Regions from separate parts of the Homo sapiens genome. Here region 2 is linked to region 1. A link is a loop called in an ENCODE intact Hi-C map of the cell type or tissue named here. Cell type or tissue: heart right ventricle. All regions are shown on one strand. Each heading gives the region's core, and the rest is flanking DNA. Links, peaks and the distances in the headings are about the cores only.

Region 1 (8,327 bases), core at 266-8,265:
ATGGACATGAGATTTTGGGCGGGGATACAAATGCAAACCATATCAGTCGCCATTACAGCAGGTAGGGCAGGCAGCAGGCAGGTAACCAGCAGAGCAGGCAGCAGGCACAGCTACCTTGCCGGGAGTGTTTTTCCAGGAGAGATGGCAGTATCAAGCGCACGCAGACTTGGAAAGGCATCATGGCGTACCTGGTTGGAGCATGAATCCTTGATTCAACTGTTTTCTTTGCACAGAGTCATATTACTTGATTACCAAAGGGAAGGGAACTCATGACCCTCAGGGACAGGCTGTTTATCTGTGGTCAGAAGATGGGCCTCCTGTAACATTGACTGTGCTCCCTTCTGGCCTTGTCAGTAACGCAGAGCAAATCACTTCCGTCTCTCTGCGTTTGAAGTTATGTGTCATTACCCAGCCAGCCCCCAGCTCCTTCAGGCATCCTTCCTTTGTCGGGGTTTGTGGCACTTTTTCCTGTTTCCTTTCTCCTGTCTTGCCTAGCCCTCTTCAAGGGGAAGGACCAGAACTAATCAACACTTCAGATGAGACTGACCAGCTCAGAGCTGGGCGGCTCACGCTCTCCCTTCAGGACCCATCCTCCCATCCCTCATTGTAGCACAATGTTGACTTTTTTGAAGGAAGGTCTCTTCATGCACCCACTGCTGTGTCCCAGGTCGTGTTTATTTCCAGTTCATGATAAGTAGAGACATTGAGAAAATGTGTTTAGAGATTTTATAGCAATTTGAATGTTGAACTTAAGAATAAAAATGTGGGTGTGTATCGTATTTTTGTTTTATTTTACTTTCTGGCAATTCATTGCTATGTGAGTTGTGAAGTATCCGTGCTTGACAGGTTGACAGGGACAGCAAAAACTGCTTCTTCCCCGCAGGTGGCTCCTGAAGCACTAGTCTTGGCTATCTCAGGATATCACAGTCATGCCTGTGGTTTTTCTGTCCTTGGCAGCTCCAGTTTGCAAAGTTGAAGCTTTGCGTTTATGACCCATTGTGGCCTTGGTGTGTCATTTGTGCATGGTGAGATTTCCTCAGGCGCTGCTGGAACGTGCGAGTCCACTGCCTCCAGCCAGTGGCGGATCATGGGGGACAGCATCTGTGCCCTCCCACTGTGTTGTCCACTCTTCCCTATAGGCCTGATGTGACTCCGCTGTGCTTTTGCTAACCGTCCTTAACCAGCTCCTTGCCACTGCACTAGGGCGTGAAGGTTGGAGGGTGCCTGTGGGTCCCTCTGTAGCTCTCAGTGTGACCTACCTCCCACCTTCCTATGTCTGTTTGCCTTGAGCAGCTGTTCTAGTCTTTTCTCCATCAAGAGTCTACACCGTTTTGGAGGGTCATGTGGCCAGCGGGAGGTGAGCCAGCCCAGGAGGCATGCAGGCCCCAGGTTTGAATCCCAGTACCGCTTCAGGCGTGTGAGGCTGACAGTTATACCTGCACTGTTATGAAATGAGAGCCTCCAGGGACCACCCAACTAGTGGGGCCTTAGGAAATCCCAGTTGACCAGGGGCACTTCGCTGGAACCCTGAACAGGGCCTTTGCTCCTGGGATCCAAGGGGCTGGATCGCTAAAAACCCTTCATCGTCTTCCTTTGCCCCCAGACTCTGGTTTAGCAGGCTCTGGGGTACTGGCTGAGGGGTTCATCCTTCATTTCCAGACCTCAGCTGAAACCCAGCTAATTTGTAAGATGGGACCAAACAACATTAGAACATTTCGTTCTTTGGACAATGAGGAAATGATTGGCAGTTTCTTTGTGGTTGCCCATTCTGGGAATACAGAAGTGTGTAAGACATAGCCGGGGCTTAAAGGATGTACCCAAGTAATAGAGGAAGGAGAATTGTACCTGTTGTTTAATGACTCTAAATAAGGAAACACCTGACCCCTCTGTCTGTGGACACAGAGTTGGAATTTGAGTCCTTCACTGCCAAGGACATCATTGCTTCACTGCAACTTTTCTCTTTTTTTAAAGAAAAAAAAGCTACTTGGTATTGTGAAAAAATAGCTATAAGGTTATATTTTGCTTTACTTGTCCCTTCAGAACTTCACTAAAAGAAAAGTAAATTTTATATAAATGTATTTTATTTTTCGACATTGTGAAGGTGTTAATTCCAATTAAATTGGTCTTTGAGGTCAGGTTCTTGGCATTTGCAGGGTACTTATATGGATTTTTCAGCTTTCTAAGGCGTAAATGTGGCCTTTGTAGCTTGTGCAGTATGAGGGGTGAGTGCCAGGGCATCTAGAGAAACAACTTAATCCTGAGAGCGCTATCTTTACCTAAGGTGGGTGAAATGGGATTAAAAATAACCCTACCCAAGGAGGACATTGAGGGCAGCTTCTGAGGAGAGGCTTTATGGAGAACAAGCTGTGTGTTTGGAGGCCAGGTATAAGTAATGTCGGGGAAGGAGAGGGGGCGGTACCCTGTCACCCCACCTCATCACTCTGTCACCTTGTCACCCTGGCATTCTCCCCCATAGTCCATCCCCCATCATCCGGTCACTCTGGGCCCTGTCACCCTGGCTCGCATCACTGGTTCTGTCACCTCTTCACCCTGGACTCCCCTTTCTTGAGTGCTTGTCACAGGGCTTTGAAGCTGTTGCTGCCCATGTGCCCCCATCAACTATGTTCTCCTGGCAGATGGGAATGTGCTTTCTGTGGCTTTGAAATCTTCGAACACATGGAATTTCCCACCTTGCTGCAAGCTCATGGGACTACAGATGCTCTCAGAGCTGCTCTGTCTGTGCCATCCAACATCTTTGCCCTGACACTTCTTTGGTGCCAGGCGGGGTTACCCTGGGGCCTTCCAGGGGACCTTTCTATCACCTTAGGAAGCCGCTTTGGATCTTGGAATGACCCTTGCAGGAAGTCCTTGAACGTAAGTTTATGGCCAGTCCTTGGCCTCCTGAGTGGGCATGAGAGTGGGCAGGGCAGAGGGGCTGTGGCGTGGTGCAGGTTAAGGGTTCGGGGCTCAGCTGGTGGGGGACAGCCTGGGAAGCTGGGAGCTACTGGGCCCGTGGTACACCCTGCCTCTGGGGTGCAGGAGAGACAGGAGAGGAGGGCATAGGAGGTAGCATAGTGACCGGGCCAGCCTCCTCAGCCTGTCTTTGGCCTGATCCTCCCTACCAGCAGCCTGGGCTCTCCTTTGCCACCAGTAATACTGAACTGCTCTGCTCCCTTCTCCCCGCTCCACGCGCTGTCTTCTTCTTCCGTTTCTTGGCCTGGGCCATTTCCCTGGACTTCAGCCCAGACACCTTCCCTTCCCACAGCAGTCCCTGCCACACCCCCATGGAGCCTTCTCTTGCATTCCTGCAGCCAGTCCTGGGCCTCCCTCTGCCTGACCCCTCCTTATGCTGTCGTCTGTCCTCCCCCATCCTCAGCCACCCCAGATTCTGCTTGAGGACAGAGTGGAGACCTATCACCCTTCTGTTTGGCCCCTACCCAGTGGGGAATGGGTGACATGGTGAGGTGAGACCCCGTCCCCAGCCCAGGTCAGAACACCTAATTCTCAAGCTGCAGAGCCCTACGAGGGGCAGAGACAAGAGCTAACAGACCGGGGCTTGGGCCAGCAGAGCAAGAAGGTGGTAGCAGGTGGGGTGGGCTCACTTTGTCATGAGTTGCTTCTCTTTGGCATACTCAAATGGCCAGCATTGTTCCTCTTCACTTTGGCGCTGTTATTCAGTATAGTAAGGGCTACTTGAATTCAAGCTCTGTGATCCGCGGCAGTTGATCTGATGATCACTGCGACGGCTCCTCTGTGACTCATGGGCAGGCAGCGCCTGCAGCGTGGATCTTGGAGTCGCATCCTGGGCAGAGGGAGGAGTCGCATCCTGGGCAGGACAAAGCGGGTTGGTGCAGGATCTCATCACTCTCCTCCACACAGTGTGAAACTGATGAATTATTTATTTCTGGAATTGTCCATTTAATATTTTTGGACCACAGTTGACTGTGGGTAACTGAAGCTGCAGAAAGTAAAACCAGGATAAGGGGGGGACTACTGTATTCTCCAGGAAAGTTTAAAATAGTTTCGTGTTTGGGTACCTTTACTGTGTTAAAATTGTTTGAATATGGCAAATACTGTATGTGGTGTTCATGTTAACAATTTATGAAACTTTTCAATGAAGCAGGGCGTTTCTTTTCTTTTCTTTCTGGCACCTGGATGAAGAGGGTATTTATTGCGACAATTTCCTGCACTGGATTTGGGTGCCGTGCAGCTTCTGTGATTGCTCACTCAGTTGCAGAAGAGAAAAGCTATTGGATAATATCGTGCTTTAGACAGCCAGGCAGAGAAAAATGCTATTTTAAACAAGCAGTAAATACATTGATGAAAATTTAGGAAACGGCAACTTTTTTTTTTTTTTTAATGGTGTACTTTGGCAGAGAGAGGAACCTTAAAATTATTCCTTTTATTAAAAGCATACAGAGTAATTTAAACATAAGCTTCTTTACTTACTTTCTGATTGAAGTGTCTGGTCTTTTAAGGTGGTAACTATGTTTAAATTATATTTTTATATTCCTGTACCATGCATGTTTAGTTGGGATGACTTGCTTTCACTGTTATTTTTCCTTGGGGTTTTAAGTGTTGCCATATGTGCTGGGCTCCCCGTCCGGGATGTGCCTGTCCTCTGCTCTCTGGGCCTTTTTGGCGCCTGGTGTCAGATGGGCCTCATCACCTGTGTTTGCTGCCACCGGTTATGAGTCTCGACAAAGGGGGTCACTTAGGTAGGGTTTGCGATCCAGTTTTCATCATGCAGTCAATACTGTCACTTTAGCAGTTTCCCCAGAACCTGTTAAATATTTATGTGTGTTTCAAGCAGACTCTGCGAAACTGGCTACTGGTACATTTATTATTATTATCATCTTAACTAGAAACAAAGTATTCGAAGTGACTGTGATATGAATTATTAACATTATTTTTAACTTTTGTGAGGTTTTCCTATCATTGATCTTAAAGAAGAAAGTAAATATTTAGCTTGTATTTAGTTTTTCCTCTTACTGAACTTTCTGTGACTTAGTTGATGTGTTTGTTAGTGTTTCTGGAAAAGTGGTAGGAAACCGTGTTTCTTTATCTGAAGATGGGCTTCAGCCTGCAGCTCTGCTAGGGGTTCTCTGGTGTTTGTTGAGAGGCATTCAAGTTCTGTGAAGGATTTCAGCCCCGCTCCCAGCAGCTGGAGTGGGGGGCAGAAGAATGTGTCTCCACCAGCTATTTCTAGGTGCCAGAGATCCTGCGTAGCATGCAGGAACTCGGATTTGATCACTTGATAGTATGACTTAAGAAAAAAAAAAACCTATAAAAGGAGTAAACTCACAGGAAAAACAAAACTTGTCATTCTTGGTAGGAAATTCCAAAGTGTAGTGGAAATGTAAGGAGCTGGTTGTAGCATTTATTTCATGGAGAAAGTGGCATCCGTGTAATTGTTAAAGATGGTTACTCTTTTTTTTTATTTTTTAAATTTTACTTTAAATTTTGGGATATATGTGCAGAACGTGCAGGTTTGTTACATAGGTATACATGTGCCATGGTGGTTTGCTGCACCTATCAACCCATCATCTAGGTTTTTAAGCCCCCCATGCATTAGGTATTTGTCCTAATGCTCTCCCTCCCCTCGCCCCCTACCCCCGACAGGCCCCAGTGTATGATGTGCCCCTCCCTGTGTCCACGTGTTCTCATTGTTCAACTGCCGCTTATGAGTGAGAACATGCAGTGTTTGGTTTTCTGTTCCTGTGTTAGTTTGCTGAGAATGATGGCTTCCAGCTTCAAAGGATGGTCACTCTTAAGATGAATTCCCTTTGCAGGGCCTTCTGTCTCTGCCTGCAGTGATATTCTTTTGCCTTGTTTTCCTCCTTCATGTAGGTGTCACAGGACACCTGTGGGCCTGGCCCTTCCTCCTTGCAGTCTTCACTTTTGGACCCCTTTTCAGTGAGGCCTTCCCTTGTGTTCTGTGTAAATTGCAGTCTCCGCCCCGTTTATCCAGCTCTGTTCTGTTCTTTTATTCCATAGCACTGCATTCTCAGATTATAACAAGTAAATGGTGTGTTTATTGCTCACTACTTGTTTTCTTTAGATAAAATACAAACTCCATAGGGCAGGATTGTTGCTTTAAACACTCATGTGCTGGGCATAGAGTAATTGCTTGGTAAATATTTGTTGAATGGATCAGCCTCTCTGAAGATTGACTATATTTTTCTTCTGCTTGGGTGACCAAGAGGTTGGATACTCCAAGTCTCTGAAACTCTGTGATTGGTTATCCATGACTGTGTCACCCTTGGGTAAAGATTTTGAGGGGTTCAACAAGCTTAGACATTGGACAGTAATTGCAGGACCCCTCTTGCTGCTTAAGCGCTCTTGACCCTGAGAGCTGTGAATGGCAACCTCTGCTCTCAGGGTTTCGACGGTTACAATTTCAGTATGCACGGGACTTAACGTTGGGCTCCTGGTGAACTGGGTGTTAATGTGTTTTTGAAACCTGCCCTTAATGTACAAATTACTTTGGAGTAAAGTTAGATCTGTGGTCCTCAAAAACTGAAATATTAGATGTAGAGTGCGGGTTTAAGACCCAGGCTGGAGAGTCCCTGAGTTCTATACTCTGGGATCCTCGTGTGAGAGTGAGCTCTCACTGATCTCAGTCAGTGTGCTCAGGAAGCAGCAGTGAGCAGCCTGAGCCGAGGGCGCCGCAGTGGCCGTGAGAAGAAAGTGTGGGTGGAAGTGGATGTAGAAGGCAAAATAATCAGGATCAGTAAGCAGTTCATAGGTGGATAAGGAGGAGTTGGAGGCTGACTGATTTCTGCATGGGTAACTAACCCATGCAGATGGCTGACTGGCATTCAGGGAGGTGAAGGTAATGCCAGCATTTCAGAAGAAGGACATTTCAAACCAAACTCATTTTCCCATTCCCCAAACTGGCCTCCCCTCTCTCTGTTAATTCTCCCTTGAACTGGGCACTGGGCTTCTTGATTTGAGGGAGCTTGGATCCCCTTCCCTTTCTTCCTTCCTGCTGGACACAGTTCCGCAAGCCTCCGGATCTTGCCTTGGGAATCCCCTGTCCCCTCTTTGTCCTGGCACTTAGTCAGTGGGCTGGAATTGTCTGGGCCGACTGAGTCCCTGGCCTCCTCCCTTTGCTGGGCGCCCAGGGCCCTTTGGACTCCCTGGAGTGACAGAGGAGTCTCTGCCTGGGGGGATCAGAACTGGGCCTGCTGCATGTTGAGCAGTCTGGAGTGGGGTCAAGCAAAGCATGGCCATGGCCTTGTGGTTGCGTCTCGTAGGTCCCTTCAGGAGCTGGTACCAGCACAGGGTGAACCGATCTGTGTATCTGACCATCGCTCCTCAATGGGTCCAGAGACCCCAAGAACCTCATTTCAGAGAATGAGGCCTTGGCTAAGTGGTGCTAAAAAGCAATTTCCATCTAAACACCTGGTTGATAATATGGACACAGGAGAAGATACGCTGTCTTCAGATCTACTGATAATGAACGAGGTTCCTAACTTAGGGAGAAAGTGTTTAGGTAAAGAAATGTTTTGTAGCTTCAGTGGTGGATAAGGAGGGGCCTGTTGTCATATCTGTAGATTACCTGTATCTGTGTACATTTTAAGTTTGTATTACTTGTGTTTCCACACATGGTTCAAATTTCATATTTATGTATATATACATATATATGTGACTGTGACGCATGCGCATGCACACACACACACACACTCTTCAAGCTTCTCATGTGAGTGAGTGTCTCTCCTTGCGGTGGCAGCATTAGGAGCACATGGCCTGGCAACTGCTTCCTGTGGTGGAGCCCAGTTGCCCCTGACTCCCTTGCTGTTTGTTGAAGCTGGAGCAGTAACCAGACTATTGTGCTTATAACTGCTTTTCAAGTACGTAAGAGTAGGTTCACCTCTGAGTGGAAGGAATGGTGAAGACTTTCTGTGTTTCTGTCCTTGATACCCCCTTGCAGTTGTTAGGCTGCCACAAAGTGGGAGACTGTCTCCTTGGAGTTTGAGAAGGGAGCTAGCATGTGTTTTGTGACAGGACTTTGTATACCTCATCTCACTCAGTTTTCCTACCAAACTTTTTGAAATGGGTATGATCCAAATTTGCCTACAATAAAAGTGAGGCTCAGAAACTTTGGTTGACTTATCCAGCCCGGCCAAATAGCGGGAATGCAGAAAGTGCTGGCTGCAGCCTTTATTTTCTCTGGCCCCAAACCTGAGCTCCTTCCTCCCTCCCCTCATCTGGCCTCATCATTTGGAGGTAGTTTATCGTAATCTTTTCCATCTTCCTTTTCTCTCTGTGTGCCATTCTGGATAGTTTCTATTACTATGTCTTCATAGGGTGCTCCTACCCTA
Region 2 (8,327 bases), core at 163-8,162, 51 kb before region 1:
TCTGCATTACAGTGCAGCCCTCCTTGGATATCCCAGCTGTAGCTCAAGGGGGCTCAAGTGCAGCTAGTTCCATTGCTGTGGAAGGCACAGGGCATAAGCCTAGGTGGCATCCACATGGCGCTAAGTCTGCAAGTATGCAGAGTGCAAGAGCTGTGGATGCATGGCTACCTTCACCTAGATTTGAAAGGATGCCTCAGAGAGTCTTGGGCTCAGACAGAGAATTGCTGCAGGATAGGTCTGCTGCAGAGACTCCCTGCTAGGATAATGCCTAATAGAGCCATGGGGCAGGAGTGCCAAAAAGAGCCCCCACTAGGGCAATGTCCAGCAGAGTCTTGAGGCTGGGGGCACACTAGCGAGCTCCCACAAGGACAATGCCTAATGGAGCTGTGGGGGTGGGGCTGCCCTCGAGAGCCTGTAACTGTAGAGTTACCCGTGTGTAGTGCCAGCCTGGGAGAGCTGCAGGTACCCAACTGCAACCTGTGAGAGCTGCTATGAGGGCTGTGCCCAGCAGTTGGCTGCAGGGCTGCCCAGGTCCTTGGGAACCCAACTCCTGCCCCATTGTGTCTGGAAGGCAGGACATGGAACCAAAGATTTATTCTCCAGCCTTACCATTGATTTAATGTTTGTCCTGTTTGGTTTTGGATTTGGTTGGGAAATGTTACCTCTTTTTTCTTTCCTATTTCTCCCTTTTGTAATGGGAATGTCTGTTCTTTGTCTGTTCCACTGTTTTTTTTTGTTTTTTTTTTTTGGAGACAGGATCTCACTGTGTCATTCAGGCTGGAGTACAGTGGTGTGATCTCGGCTCACTGCAACCTCTGCCTCCTGGGCTCAAGCTATCTTCCCACTTCAGCCTGCTGAGTAGCTGGGACTACAGGCGTGTGCCATCACGCCCAGCTAGTTTTTTTTTTTGTTTTGTTTTGTTTTTGGTATTAGAGATGGGGTTTTGCCATGTTGCCCAGGCTGGTCTCGACCTCCTGGGCTCAAGAAGTCCGGCCGCCTCAACCTCCGACAGTGCTGAGATTACAGGAGTGAGCCACTGCTGAAGTCTGAAGTACTTTGCCTCAGGTTGAAACACATCTTTGAGTCTCACATGTCTGATTTAGATGAAATTTTAGACTTCAGACTTTTGAATTGATCCTGGCCTGAGATAAGACATTGGGGCTATTGGGATGGAATGAATGTATTTTGTATGTGAGAAAGACATAAATTTGGGGGACTTGGGGTGGAATGCCATGGTTTGAATGTTTGTGTCTCCTTATGGCCTTATCACTTCCCCAACGCAACTCTATTAAGAGGTATGGCTTTTGGGAAGTGATAAGGTCATGAGGGCTCCAGTCCCATGAATGGATTCTTGCCCCCATCAAAGGGCTGGAGAGAACTAGCTAGGATCCCCTTTTTGCACTTCTGCATTCTGCCATGTGAGGGCACAGCAAGAAGGCCCTCACCAGACACCAAGTGCTGGCATCTTGATCTTGAACTTCCCAGCTTCTAGAACTGTGAGAAATAGATTTTGTTCTTTATAAGTTATCCAGTCTCAAGTATTTTGTTATAACTGCAGAAATGAATAAACACACACACATACATTGTATATAGTGTTCAATTAATATATTCACAGCTATGTGCAACCGCCACCATAGTCAATTTTAGAACAAAAAGAGACCCTGCACCCTTTAGCTATCATACCCCCACTCCCTGCCATCCCATTGCTCCCCCTGCTTTCCCAACCCTAAGGAACTCTACTTTCTGTCTGCATAGATTTCCCTGTCCAGGACATTTCATGTGAATAGAATCGTCTGTGGTTTTTGTGAGTGTCTTCTTTCACTTAGCATAATGTTTTCATGGTTAATCTATGTTGTAGCATGCATTAGTACTTCATTCCTTTTTATGGCTGAATAATATTCCCTTGTATGTGTAGTCCCAGCTGCTTGGGAGGTTGAGGCAGGAGAATGGCATGAACCCGGGAGGCGGAGCTTGCAGTGAGCTGAGATCACGCCACTGCACTCCAGCCTGGGTGATAGAGCGAGACTTCGTCTCAAAATAAATAAATAAATAAACAAACAAATAAATTCCCTTGTATGTATATACTACTTTTTGTTTATTCAACTGTTGATGGACATTTATGTTTCTACCTTTTGGGTATTGTGAATAATGCTTCTGTAAACATTGGTGTATAACTATCTTTGAGTACTTGCTTTCCATGTTTTTGTATATATGTCTAGATTATAATTGCTTCATTATATGGTAATTCTATGCTTAGCTTTTTGAGGAACTGCCAAACTGTTTTCTAGAGCAGCTGCACCATTTTACATTCCCAATAATAATGCACAAGGGTTTCAGTTTCTCCACATTCTTGCCAACACTTGGCATTTTTCGTTTCCTGTCCTCTCCTCTCCTCTCCTCTCCCCTCCCCTCCCCTCCCCTCCCCTGCCTTCCCCTCCCCTGCCTTCCCCTCCCCTCCCTTCCCCTTTCTCCCCTTCCCCTTCCCTTCCCCGTCCCCTTCCCCTTCCCCTTCCCTTCCCCTTCCCTTCCCATTCCGCTTCCTCTTCCCTTGCCTTTCTTCCCCTTCCCCTTCCCCTTTCTTTCCTTATAGCTGTCCTAATAGGTGTTACATCGTTTGGCTGTGTCCCAAATCTCATCTTGAATTGTAGCTCCCATAATTTCCACATGCTATGGGAGGGACCTGGTGGGAGGTAATTGAATCACGGGGTTGGGTCTTTCCCATGCTATTCTAGTGATAGTGAATAAGTCTCATGAGATCTGATGGTTTTATAAAGGGGAGTTTCTCTGCACAAGTTCTCTTCTCTTGTCTGCCACCATGTGAGACATGCCTTTCACCTTCTGTCATGATTTTGAGGCCTCCTCAGCCACGTGGAAATATGAGTCCATTAAACTTCTTTCTTTTGTAAATTGCCCAGTTCTCTGATATGTCTTTATCAGCAGCATGAAAACGGACTAATACAAGGCATCAGATGATTGCTCATTGTGGTTTTGATTTGCTTTTTGTTACTCAGTTGTAGGAATTTATATATTCTAGATATTAATACTCTTATCAGTTATGTGATACGCAACTGTTTTGTCCTTTTCTGCAGGCTGTCTTTTCACTGTCTTCGTAGTGTCCTATGACGCACAAAAATTTTTAATTTTTGATGAAGTTCATTTATTTTATTCTTTTGTTGCCTGTGCTGTTGGTGTCATATCTGAGTAGTCATTGTCAAATCCAATGTCCATATAAAGATTTTTGCATATGTTTTCTTCTAAGAGTTTAACAGATAATTTTATTTCTTCCTTTCCAATTTGGATGGCTTTCATTTCTTTTTCTTACTTAATTGCTCTGGCTAGAGCTTCCAATACTGTGTTAAGTAGAAGTGACAAAAGCAAGAATTCTGTCTTGTTTCCACTCTTTGGGGAAAAGCTTTCACTATTTCGCCATTGAGTATGATGTTTGCTGTGGAATTTATAACAGACATTAACAGATATTTAATTCCCTTGCCTTGGTGGAATGTTTCGGGAATGATTCTGTATTCTTTGACTGTCCTGGGACTCTTGCATCGAGAATGTGGTCTAGAAGACCAGAACGAGGTGGCTGGGGAGTTGGGAGACACAAGTAACATGATTTTGTTTTATGTTATAGTGTGGCGTCAGTTCACCTTTCTTTCCAGACCTAGTGGCCATTTTGTGGTCTTGAGGGTTACAGCAAATGCCTTAGGTTTTGAGTGTCTTTCAGAGGCAAGGGGGGTTCTTATACCAAGGTTCTCACAACTTTTTTCCCTTTTTGTCTTAAAATGATTGAGACCATAGGGCCGTGGTGGTGTTGAAGGAGGTCGCCTGAATAGATCCACATCCGCATCACAATTTCACTTCGCCTCTTGTACTTCAGTACCAGGTTTAGGGGACACATGTGCCATTCAAGTGAGGTTGGCTTTGTAATGACTTTTCAGGGTGGATTTTGGCTTCCTACAGGTAAGAACTTTCTACCTTTGTAATATCCTGACTCATGAGTTGAAACAATAGATATGATGAAGGCCCATGCCCCGTTTAGAAGAGTAAGTCTCATGTTGCCAGGTCAGAAATAGATCCTCTTTCCTCTTGTTAAGCATTGTGCTGAATCCTGAGAGTGGTAATCCTGCAGCAGGCAGAGAGAGGAGGACGTTGCCCTGAAGCTGTGGGGAGGCCTGGGGTTCATTCCTACTGGGCTGCGGGTTCTGGTCTCTTCTACCAGTTTAAACAAAATGGCACAGATAGCCAAGAGCAGTATCAGTTGAGAGTAGCACGAATCTTGGGCGCTGATGTGTGCTGTTTAGTTTTGGCTCCTGTTTTAACACAGGGAGAGGGCAGATGGTGAAGCTCTGGCCACCTGTGAGTGTTGGCAACCCCAGGGGGGCAGTCCGTCCTGCTGGCTGTACTTTGAACTGGAAATACTGGACATATGACATTTTCCTTCTGACTCTCGCTGTTCGTGTGGCTTATGCAGGAGGCAGGGGAGGAACATTCTAAATGACCTGGAGCTATGCATCTTGCCAGAATCAACAAGCAGGACAAACCTTTGGGGAGAACAGTTGAGCCACTTTTCAAAGGCAGTGACCCTCTGGGACCCCCTACTTCAAACTGGCCCTGGAGGAGTAGACTGGTGGAGTGGACCGGAATGGAATGTCCTGCTGATTGTGTGGAGCAGGCTGAGTAGCACATGGTTTCTGGCCAGTGATGTTCATTTGTGTGGCCAGGTCTCAAATTCAATATTGTTTTTAAGAAAATCTTTCTGAATGAAGAAGTCTCCATGGACTCTTACTCCATAAAAACTAAGATTCTTTGCAGAGTTTCACTGGGCAGCAGTTCCATGTCTAGGGGTGGAGGTTTGGCTTCTGTCAGACTGTTCCACAGGGCACATTGAAGTCCTGGGTGCTGGGCAGGGCTGAGATTCCCAGGGGAGCACCCCCAGGGCTGGGTCCTAGGGCGCCTTGACACTGTTAAAAATTACTGAAGGCCCCAAAGAGCTGTGGTTATGTGGCTGTATATATTGAAATTTACTATTTTAGGAATTGACAGGCATTTAAAAAATATTTTTTCTCCATGTAAAAAGAATATTCACCCATTATATGTAAACATAACATCTTTTATGGAAAAAAGCTGTATTTTCAAAAACAAAAAAAATGGGAAGAGTGTCATTGTTTTGTACTTTTTAAATCCCTTTAATGTCTGCTTTAAGAGAAGGTAGTTGGATCCCCCCATCCCCCTGCCACCTGCAATCAGTCTTATGCTATTTGGCCTCTAGAAAACTCCGCTGTGCATTCGCGACGGAATGCAAGGGACAAGGACACATCGTATCTTACTATCTTGAAGATAATTTTGGCTTTACCACTCCTGGAGGTCTTGCCATAGGGGTGAGGTCACTCATACCAGGGTACCATGTGAGAGGCTACCACAGGTGGAAGCACAGGTGTGGGGATTTAGGCAGAGACCTTGGAGGCCAGGGGCTGCAACACCCCCTCACTGAATTCAGATAGATGCTTGGGAACCACCAGTTCCTCTGCTTGTTCTCTTGTGTCTGTTGTTTGAATCAGAAACTCAGCAGCTTAGGCCTCAGAGAGATCTTGAGGATACTTGGTCCGTAACTATTATGTGCCAAATGAGGGAACTTACTTCTTCAGTCTTCTAGAAAAATTTTATCCCTTTTTGTGTTAAAACGTGGATGCAGCCTGGAAGTGGTAATGCTAGATGCTGCATACCACCTTGATGGAACTAGATGAAGTGATTAGCTTCAGTCGCCTGAGTCTAGAGAGCCTGGGACCAGGCAGGGCAGCAGCATTTGAGGGACTCTTGGGAAGCTTGGCACAGCTTGAGTGTGGGGGCTGTGATGCACAAGCATAGGCAGCTGTCTCTCTGTCTCTTCCCCCAGTGTTTGTTGAGCCAGTGTGATGTGTCCTGTGTTGGCTGCCCAGGTATATACGACCGTTTCTATCCTCAGGTCACCTTTACTGGGGGGAAGACTGAAGGTTTGTAAAAGAAACTGTGATACCAACGTCATTCGATCATCCACCCGAGAGTGCCTTGGAACAAAGGAGTGTTAATCGACAGCAACGGGAGAATAAGAAGGCTGGCTTTTTTTTTTTACCTGACATGTAAAGGAGCTGAGGAGAGAAGGGTGTTGCAGAGAAAGCAGGGATCTGCATTCTCTTCCTCCCCACTGCTGTTGCAGGCTGACAGTCTTTGAGTACACACACAGATGTGGCTGTGTTGTGCCCTGTCAGAGGCCCTGTGAGTCTCACCACCTCCTGAAGCACAAAGGTCCTTAGTGTGGTGCTCAGAGACCCCTGAACCATGGGGTACAGGGTGCACAAAACTGGCCATGAGCTGACTTTGTAGAAGGGCAGCCTTGGAGGGAGGGTGAGACATTCATGACCGTGGACCCATTTTCCTCTGTCAGGAAGGATGGGGGAAGTGAAGAGGACCTGATCTATATTTGCCAAGAGAAGCTAAGCAGGTGGTTTTGGTGGATATGAAGGACAGGTTCTTTCTCGGGTCCCAGGACTCTCTTTCCTCCTGGGAAGCCCGACCTCCTGTGTGGCTCCATGGCTCTGGTCAGATTCCTGACTACTTAGCATCACAACAGTGGAGGACAATGGAATTCTAAAAAGATTCAGAGGAAACTTAGTAATGTTAACAGGAGACAGTTTGAAATTCGATTGTTGTGACTCTTTCAATGGCTCAAATTGCGGAGAGGAGGATGTGTAATGAAATGCTAAGAGTGGATTTTGATGGAGTGAAGGAAGTTTGAATTAGCTTTGATTAGAACACAGCCTCATCATGGGGACTCCATTCTCATGGGGAGTAGTGGATGCTTTAAGATGGATTCCCCTGAGTTCAGAGGTGGGCATCAGAATGATTTGCCTGCATACCAGTCGTGTCTGTGGTCCCGGGTAGCTTTCTGTTCATCAGCCCAGTGAATGGGGCTCCACTTTTCTCCCTTTGGCTTTGCCTCTGTTCCAAGAAGTAAACGTCCTGAAATAGAAAAGGAGGAGCTGTTCTTTGGCCAATGATTTGAGAATAGCTAGAACTAAAGTTACCAACTGTGGAGGGCGGTTCCCTGTGGGCCTCATCAACAGCTGAGGGCCCCCTTTCAGACACTTGTGAACAAGCTCCTCCAGAATCCTTGCATGCAGCTTTTGCAGAACTGATAAAAGCAATGGTCGGTCATGCTTGCCACAAGCTGCTTCTGTTGAGATCATCATTCTACGATCTTGACCAATGGGTGAAGTTTGGTTGCACTTTTGGCATCTTGCATTCACAGACCTACAGAAACCAGATTAGGGAGCATGTTGGAGGTGGCTCTGTAAGTGACAATGCTAAGATTGAGAACATAGTGATGACATGGTAAGTGTGTACTGAGTGAATTAATGAAAGAATACTGAATTTCAGGACTAAGGGGAAACATAGAGGTGATTATAAAGGAAGTGAAAACAGAACTCCCAGCTGACCACAATGAACCTGGGGGTTTATGAAGGCCTTATTAGGGCAATTGAAGTCTTAATTTGGGGATTGAAGGAGGTAGCAATGGAGTCTTAAACTTTTCTACCCAAGTTACAAGAGCCAGGTAAAAAGAGAATTAGTGCAGAATCTGGTATTTGAGCTTCCTGCATCGATTTTTCTAAATTATTTGCCAAATTACAGGTTGTTTACTTTCTTTAGCTAAGGCACCACTCAGGGTTTGCCTTTATCGTTGCACAGTTTGTCGCCAGGTCATGGGAGCTGAGGCTGTGTCTAGGTGGCTGCAGGCCTGAGAGGTGTCAATGATGGAGTGGAGCTGGGGGTGTTGGGAGAGGTTTGAGCGGACCCAGCTGGGCAGCACCATAGGGCTGCTGGGTAGGTATTTTTGGGAAGCAGAATGCTGAGCTCTCACTCAGAACCCCAGTGTAGGAGGCAGATGATTACCTGAGGCCCTCTGCACAGAGAAGGAACCAGCTTTGGAGAGCATCATGGGTTTCTGCTGCTTCCTCAACTGGTCTCCCCAGTTCCAGGAAGGCAGAACAGGTCATTGAGAGGCACAGCTTGGGCTTCTCGATTGCAACACAGGAGCAAAGTGGTAGATGGGTCATGTCTGTGAACGAGGTGTGAGCAGCCCAGTGTAGGACACAGTCAGGGTCCCCAACATGGCGGGCCTAGTGGCTCACTGCTGGGTCTGATTTAAGAAAGATACCTGGATAGGACGATGTAAGAACTGTCTTTGGGTCCCCAAGGATGGGTTGGGAGCTGAAATGTACCCCCTGCTGGCCAGGAGCCGCAGGGACTCTTGTAGGTATGGAGGGTATGGCATGGGGGCTGCCATACTGTGA

What was found. Peaks named below come from ENCODE experiments on the same cell type or tissue, not always from the same donor. Only the 100,000 strongest peaks of a DNase experiment are listed, where the experiment ranks them.
Region 2: a loop joins it to region 1, with 2.2 times the contacts of the local background. A loop is called at or near these places in 15 of 110 quality-filtered maps.

Annotation. Positions count from the first base shown.
Region 1 is chr7:50,716,813-50,725,139 of GRCh38, reverse strand. All of the region lies in intron 4 of GRB10 (growth factor receptor bound protein 10), which reads left to right. Among named protein-coding and RNA genes, the nearest start is that of GRB10, 62 kb to the left of the region's middle. In heart right ventricle, for the core only: a CTCF peak has its summit at 6,672; DNase peaks (open chromatin) are centred at 3,329, 4,629 and 6,669; H3K27ac peaks cover 1,756 bases.
Region 2 is chr7:50,767,583-50,775,909 of GRCh38, reverse strand. All of the region lies in intron 2 of GRB10 (growth factor receptor bound protein 10), which reads left to right. Among named protein-coding and RNA genes, the nearest start is that of GRB10, 11 kb to the left of the region's middle. RefSeq lists enhancers at 5,887-6,467, 6,468-7,047. In heart right ventricle, for the core only: no CTCF peak of the experiment used is centred there; a DNase peak (open chromatin) is centred at 4,611; H3K27ac peaks cover 1,374 bases.